2 separate regions of the Homo sapiens genome follow, and region 2 is linked to region 1. A link is a loop called in an ENCODE intact Hi-C map of the cell type or tissue named here. Cell type or tissue: MCF 10A. All regions are shown on one strand. Each heading gives the region's core, and the rest is flanking DNA. Links, peaks and the distances in the headings are about the cores only.

The links. Peaks named below come from ENCODE experiments on the same cell type or tissue, not always from the same donor. Only the 100,000 strongest peaks of a DNase experiment are listed, where the experiment ranks them.
Region 2: it touches region 1 in a loop (4-fold over the local background); 3 of 110 quality-filtered maps call a loop at or near these places.

Annotation. Positions count from the first base shown.
Region 1 is chr9:35,475,630-35,479,801 of GRCh38, reverse strand. It overlaps the pseudogene ATP8B5P. Among named protein-coding and RNA genes, the nearest start is that of RUSC2, 12 kb to the left of the region's middle. In MCF 10A, for the core only: a CTCF peak has its summit at 2,368 (motif pointing right); a DNase peak (open chromatin) is centred at 2,381.
Region 2 is chr9:35,159,877-35,163,523 of GRCh38, reverse strand. It overlaps UNC13B (unc-13 homolog B), which reads right to left and starts at 1,515. Exons shown (of 40, transcript NM_001371189.2): 1 at 1,219-1,515. The coding sequence starts at 1,240. RefSeq lists a silencer at 1,520-1,649. In MCF 10A, for the core only: no CTCF peak of the experiment used is centred there; a DNase peak (open chromatin) is centred at 1,603.

The sequences.
Region 1 (4,172 bases), core at 945-3,444:
GAAGGACTTGGAGGGAGTTAGAATTGGGGAGTTATGAAAGGGAGCAACTAGGCTTGTGGGTAGCTGGGAGGGAGGACTGGAGCTTGAGATGGGGGAGGCAGCTGGGACATAAGTCCCCAGGTGTAAGAGTTCTTTCAGTTGAGATGGAGTCTTGCTCTATCACCCAGTCTGGAGTGCAGTGGCACCATCTCGGCTTATTGCAACCTCTACTTCTCAGGTTCAAGCAATTCTCTTGTCTCAGCCTCCTGAGTAGCTGGGATTACAGGTGTGTGCCACCACACCTGGCTAATTTTTATATTTTTAGTAGAGATGGGGTTTCGCCATGTTGGCCAAGCTGGTCTCAAACTCCTGACCTCAAATGATCCACCTGCCTCGGCCTCCCAAAGTGCTGGGGTTACAGGTGTGAGCCACCGTACCCGGCCATAGTTGAATATTCTTTATGCCAAAAGTCAATATGGGAGAAAGCAACATCAATGGGGACCAGTTAGTCTTTTAGAGGTATTCATGTTCTGTGAGGTTTCTCCCACTCCCATAGCTACTGGTGAACTGAAGGTGAAAAAATTACTCAAAGTGGATGTCATTGGATCATCTTCATCTCCTAACTCTGAAACTTTGGATACAAAGCTTGGGGCTGGCTTCAGAGATGGATCCCTAGAATTAGGCCACTGAAGCTGGATGGACTGTTGAGTAATACAACCCACCCCTCTTGTTGTTCTGAGGTTAGCAGTTACTTCCTGGAGAATTTCCTTTAGAGCTATTTCCCATGGAGACCAAGAGCCATGATCCCATGATGTCCTATTTCAGCTACTTTATTCCTTTTTGGAGACTCATTTTCTACTCCATGTGCCCAGGACTAGAGGTTGGGGTAGAAGACAAGGGAGAGGTAGGGTCCCAGGACCCTCAATTTCTGACAGGGACAGACGGTATCCCTTAGTCTGGCTCCTTATGATATAAACTATCACACCCATACTCCCATGCCTGGCCTTCAGGACTCCCTCCCAGGCCCTCCTGCTTTGGCTTATCTCATCCTCATTATCGCTGAAGGAGTCTCTCCTTTTTGAAGTCCCATACGTTACCCAGTCCTACCCCAATAACTCTATTTTCTTTTCTTTATTTTTTTCCATTCATATTCTGCTTATGTTATTTAATTTTTCCTTATTTTTCCATATATATTTTAATTACTTTTATATATACTCAATTTACTGTACAGCACAATTTCCATGTTTCTCTCTACAAAGATAAAATTGATACAGGAAAACTTGGCTAAAACTGAGGATTATTCTCTGTTGAGGAGGATTTTTTACTTTATCTCATGATACCTATCTAGGTGATGAGCTCTTTTCCCCGCTCTGGAAATTATTCCCTTTACACTGGATTTTGTAGAGCCCAGCTCTTGCTGTATTCTTCATTCTTAGGGATATTCCTCAAGGGCCCAGGGGCTTCAACGCTGACCAGGGGCTTGCTGCTGGATCTTACCTGATCAAACAGACTCATGCACAGGACAGGGAGGGAAGTGTAGACCAGACTGTAGCATGTGATAAACCAGGTCTCATAAACTGTCTGGAAGAATACCAAGGAGATTTTGTAGGCTCCTCTCTTCTCTACAGTCCCAGCTCCACCTTCCAGGTCCAAGATAGCCACCTTCATCCCTCGACCCCTGCCCCCCCGCCCCACCCCCACACACATTAACCTACAGCAGGAGAAACCTGACTGAGAATGTTGACCCCAGTCTCTACTTGATCCTACTTTATTAGAACCCTAGGTCCTAGGATAGAGTAAGGCCACACCAAGCTTTCAAGGTGGATCTGGACCAATCCCACCATAACCTATACAGCCCCGCACAGAAAGGACACAGAGTGATTGCTAGGGAATGCTAGCTGTACCCCTGCATTCCTAGGCAGGTAAACCTTTGTACTTTTTTTTTTTTTTTTTTTTGAGATGGAGTCTTGCTCTGTCACCCAGGCTGGAGTGCAGTGGTGTGATCTCAGCTCACTGTAACCTCTGCCTCCTGGGTTCAAGCAATTCTCCTGCCTCAGCCTCCAGAGTAGCTGGGACTACAGGCACCCACCACCACACCCAGTTAATTTTTGTATTTTTTGTAGAGACGGGGTTTTGCCATGTTGGACAGGCTGGTCTTGAACTTCTGACCTCAGTTGATCCACCTGCCTCGGCCTCCCAAAGTGTTGGAATTACAGGTGTGAGCCACTTTGCCCAGTCTTTGGACTCTTTACTTGCTTAGTGGCATTCAGTGGCTTCTGTAGCACTGCATACCGCCTAATATTGGCAAGCAGAATAGACCCAATGACCCTTCCCTGGCTGGACGCTCCATCCTGGGACCTAGAGAGGGCTTTTTCTTTATTAGCCACAAGAGGTCAGCAGCAACACATGCATACACATATGCCTCCCACAAAGCCGACTGGCTTTGCTAGGGCTTGGGAGAATACAAATCTGCTACTATTTGCTGACTGGCCTGTTATTCCTGGACTCTATGGCAACAAAAGTAGGACTCCCAAGATAATTGTTTCTGAGGTTGTTTCTCTTGGGAATCCTTGAGATGCTTCTGAAAAACTTCTCATAGGAAAAGGGACTCCTCTTAGAGCATCAAAATCCAGGTGTTGCTTCTCCCCACTAAGGTGGGGGAGGTTTCACATTCAAATGTGGAATGAATTCATCAAAGTAACAATTGTGTGTGTGTTGGGGTCAGGAGTACAGGCTGTCTGAGTGGGGAAGGAGAAGCAAAGGGAAGCTGTATTTCCGAGTATGGCTATAGGTGAACGCCATATCTGGCCTATCTGGCATGACCCAGAGGCTCCTTGAGGCTTAGCCTGTTCCAAAAAGATGACTTTGGATGCTAAGAAAACTCCAAGATCCAGGAATTTGTTCCCACTACATATGTTTGGAAATTCTAAGTCTCAACATCAGTGAAAACAGCTTAAGGGAAAGTTTAACCCAGGTGTGGTGGCCACGCCTGTAATCCTAGCTACTTAGGAGGCTGAGGCATGACAATCACCTGAGCCTAGGAGGCGGAGGCTGCAGTGAGCTGAGATCGTGCCGCCGCACTCCAGCCTGGGGGATGCAGCCAGACTCCGCGGGGAAAAAAAAAAAAGACGAGCTGAGGGGAAAGAATCATATAAGGGGATAGTCAGATATTAAGAAAGAGAGAATACAGGATTGACTGAGGTTCCTGAAGAAGTAGGAAGGGATGGAAACTACAATATATAGATTAGTACTGAAGGAAAAAGTTATACTTCTTTTGAGACTGAAGGAAAGGAGGTAAAGGCGGGTTAAAATATATGTACAGAGGAGGATATTTAGCTGATAGTTTGGATTTTTCTCAGTAAAATAGAAGGCAGTATCATTTGCTACGTACTGGGGAGCCAGGAGAGTGTGGTAGAAGGTCTGAGAATGGTGATTGTTTAGAAAAGCTGATACGGAGAATAAAATATGAAGCCAATTACAAAATGGTGAAAAATTTGCCAAGTGGCACTGGGACAGAGGACAGTGGAGTCTCTGAATTTGTAATGGTTTTATGATCTCCAAAATAGTGCTTAACACTCTCAAATTAGAAACAGAGCAGGGTCGATGGTTTGGTTAATTCAAGGTTGAGATTTGTTCAGTGATTAAAGAGAAGAAAAGGAGAACTAGTAAGGTACTGAGGATGCTTATGATCCCAGGGTACAGACAGGCAAGCTAGGAAAGGAAGTAAAGTCATAAGGAATTGATAGACTGGAGAAAAAAGAAAGCCAAGGGTTTATAAATCTCCATGAGATAAAAAAGCAGGAATACTTTTAAAAATCTCAAGTACGAGCCATGTACTGAGAATATGGAGGAATAAGGTTTGTGATCAAAGATTGTGAAAAGAAAGTTTATAATTCCACATTAGTACAACTCTGGACAATTACATGGTAACATGGAAATGGGTGATACAGATTTTTTTTTTTTTTTGTCCAAGAGATCATCTGAAGGATTCTTTCAGAGACCTGAAAGAGTCTACAGTGATAGGTCGTCCATAAGGATGACAATACCACCCAAAACAATAGCAGTGGTTGGGAGGGGAGGGAGAAGTTTCAAAGCCCTCAATGAATGGGGTGTAGAAGCCAGAAGCTTCCTAGATATCAACAACAAGAAGAGTTACAGATGAGTATAGCCAGAAGTCATAAGCATCACAGGAA
Region 2 (3,647 bases), core at 276-2,775, 320 kb after region 1:
TACTAAAAGCAAAGCAAAATTCTCATTAATGAAAAATCAACCATGAAAGAAGAAAAACTGTATATCTCATAATCCCGGGAAATGGCCAAATCCATTTTGGTTAATGCAGATTCAACAAAATAGTGGAAGAGAACAGAGCAAAGCAGTTTCATCTGCCAGTAGCTGGGGGAAACATCGTTATTGGAGAAATCACAAACAACAACAATGCTTCTAATCTGTAGAGCCAAAAGAAATATGAACTCTCCAGTAAAAGATATCAGGTAAAGGCTCTAGTTGATAAATGCTCTCTCATTCATAATCAAGACACATCAGATATGATAGGCTGTAACCTGAATTTCCCGAGATCAAATTCAATGGCTAATCCAAACCCTGTGTTTTCCTGATCAGATAATCTCTCTGAAGTCACAGTACTTGCATTCATTCAAAACCAGCATTAAGCTTCTACTACGTCAGACACCAGGAATACAAAAACTAATAAGAAACAGTCTCTACCCACATAGAACTTAGTTCGCGTACCATGCCTCATCTTAAACCCCAAAGCTCTTGCTTTAAGATATCTTCTTAGATGGGTCAAGTGTCCTCAGGGGAAAAGCAATAATGGCCCTTCACCTTGAGTTACTGTGAGGCAAGCTAAAATAAAAATAAAAATAAATCATACCTCTTATCCTCAAAAGCAGTCACCACATCCTCCCAAGTGGAACAGAAGAATAATCTTAGCCTATACTACCGGTTAGTGTTCAGGGAAGTGGCAGGGGACAAGACAAGCAATAGAAGGGATGTGACAGCTGTACCACTAACGCATTCAAAGTGTGATAAAAAGAACCTGCTACTAAGCATACTGTAGCGTTACGGTGCGAGGAGGAGGAAAAGAATGAGAGGCTGCCCACCATTCACAGGCACCAACCATCCGCGGTCTTCTAACTCGTCCACTCTCACTAGAGAACCCCAGTCACTGTTTAATAGGATCTGAGCCTGCAGTCCAACAACATTGTCACATGGCTACCAGAATGGAGAGCTAATCGTCCCTTGCAGGAGCTTGGGGGAAAACAAGAAAGTGGAAAGAACTCAAGTGATTGTTAAGTGATTGCCAAAATAATAGACCCCCAAAGCACGGACGGGATGTAAAGTTTGGGTGAGACGGTCACCGGACGTCCACTGGAAGGGTGCGGGGACCTCTACGCCGACACCCCGCCTCCCCGCCTCAGTCCGCGCACTCACCGCGCACGCAGAGCAGTGACATGGCCGAGGATCGGGCAAGCCTCTGCCGCGCCCCAGCCGCGCCGGACCGCTCCCTCTTTCCTCTCAGCAGGTGCCGCGACTGCTCTCGTTACCGGCCCCACGGGTCTGGCAGCTCCTCATGGTCCCGGTCGCAGGTAGCGTCCCGCCGCTGCCTCGGACCCGCCCCAAATCTCACCGTCTGAGCGAACTCCGGGTAGCGGTGAGTACCGGCCGGCAGGCTGGGGACTGGGCGCGGCACAGCGACGCCATCGCTGGGAGGTAGGAGCTGCCGGGACTCCCTCCCGTCATTCCACCCGGGATCCGCGCGAGCGCCTGGGCGGAGCCAACCCGTGGTGCCCCGCCCCCCAGCCAATTAACTCACGCCCAGTCCACCGACCCCGCCCCCCCCCGCGAGCACGTAGGAGGCGGGGTCCCCTTCCTCCTTTCTTTCTTGCGATCCTGAAGGAAGCTCCGCCCACTAATCAGGCTTACTGCAGGGAGCAAGGGGTTGACCCTCAGTTGTGTGACGCGAGAATGGAAGCCCTCTGTTCCTCCTGCATGAGCGGGGCTTCCACCCAAGAACAGATTCTTTTCATTGAAGGATTTCCACTGGACTTTCTTAGAGTCTAGCGGTCATAGCTGACAGCCTGTAATTTTAAGTTAACGAAGTCGCACCGCACAGCAAAGTTAAGTTTTGTTTAGCAACTAGGGCAAAAGACAAAACTGAGTGGGCATAAAGTATGTCTGGAGACCTCAGTTCTTATCTAGACCGTTTTTTATGCTCATCATTGTATCTCCAATGTCTGGAATAGTGCCTAGTGTATGGTAATCAGTCCGTAAATATTTACTGAATGAAGGATGGTAACCACGGAGGGATTGTGAGTGGAGATACCTCTGATCTTTGACAAATCTCCTATCCATGCTTGGTACCAACATGAGCTAACTCCATGGCTCAAACCAACAGGACAATTTGCTAAGGTCTAGGAGCACCCCCTCCAGAGAATCCCTGATCTCCCAAAATTTGGTCGAGATCTAAAGTTCATTTTGTTGTACAACTCCCTCTATTATTATTATTATTATTATTATTATTATTATTATTTTGGAGTTTTACTTGCTTCCAACAAGGAAGGCAAGTTTTCCTGCTTCCATGACGAGGGAAGGCAGGTAACTCTTTTATGGAGTTTGAGCTCACTTCCAACAGGGAAGATGAGGGGTTTTTTTCCTACTTCTGGGATGGTAGACAGCCGTTTTCAGCCTGAGACGCACCCCTAGGTAAGTAGCTGAATAGGGATTTTTGTCTTGGCTAAAGTTAACAACCAGCTGGTCTTAATTTCTGCTTACCATTAGAGTGCTCAGTGATCATATTGTTGGGTTTTTTTTTATTTTGTTTGTCTTTTTCCCATTGACCAACTCTACTTCACTTGGTCAAATCCAAGTGAGAATTCCAAATTATGGGTAACAAGGCCTATCTAATTTGAGTAAAATTCCTCACAGCTGCAAAAGAAAAAACAAACAGAAAACAAAAAACCATGTATTTGGTTTCTGTGTTTGCTTCCTGGTCTTAAAAATTAAACTGTTCTTAGGCCGGGCGCGGTGGCTCACACCTGTAATCCTAGCACTTTGGGAGGCCGAGGCGGGCGGATCACGAGGTCAGGAGTTCAAGGCCAGCCTGGCCAACATAGTGAAACCCTGTCTCTACTGAAAATACAAAAAAAATTAGCCGGGCATGGTGGCGGGTGCCTGTAATCCCAGCTACTCGGGAGGCTGAGGCAGGAGAATTGCTTGAACCAGGAGGCGCAGGTTGCAGTGAGTGGAGATCGAGCCATTGCACTCCAGCCTGAGCTACAGTGTGAGACTCTGTCTCAAATTAAAAAAAAAAAAAAAAAAAATTCAATTGTTCTTTTGTTTACTTTTCTTCCACCCTATACCTCCTTCACCCTTTGCCATCTGCATTACCAAAAAATCGAGAGAAGGCTTCTAATGACTTGAACCTCTTTAAAGAATTTAGGCCGGGCGCCATGGTTCACGCCTGTAATCCCAGCACTTTGGGAGGCCGAGGTGGGCGGATCACGAGGTCAGGAGTTCGAGACTCAGCCTCGCCAACATGATGAAACCCTGTCTCGACTAAAGATACAAAAAAAGTTAGCCAGGCATGGTGGCACGTGCCTGTAATCCCAGCTACTCAGGAGGCAGAGGCAGGAGAATCACTTGAACCTGGGAGGCGGAGGTTGCAGTGAGCTGAGATCGTGCCATTGCACTCCAGCCTGGGTGACAGGGCAAGACTCTATCTCAAAAAAAAAAAAAGAATTTAGAACAAAGGTGCCACTCACCCCCTTTTGGGGTGTTCTCTTGGCTTTGTGGGATTTCAAGAGTCATGGGCAGATTCTTCTTAGGTCTAAAGCTCTGTTTTCCTGTATTGCATGACCTGA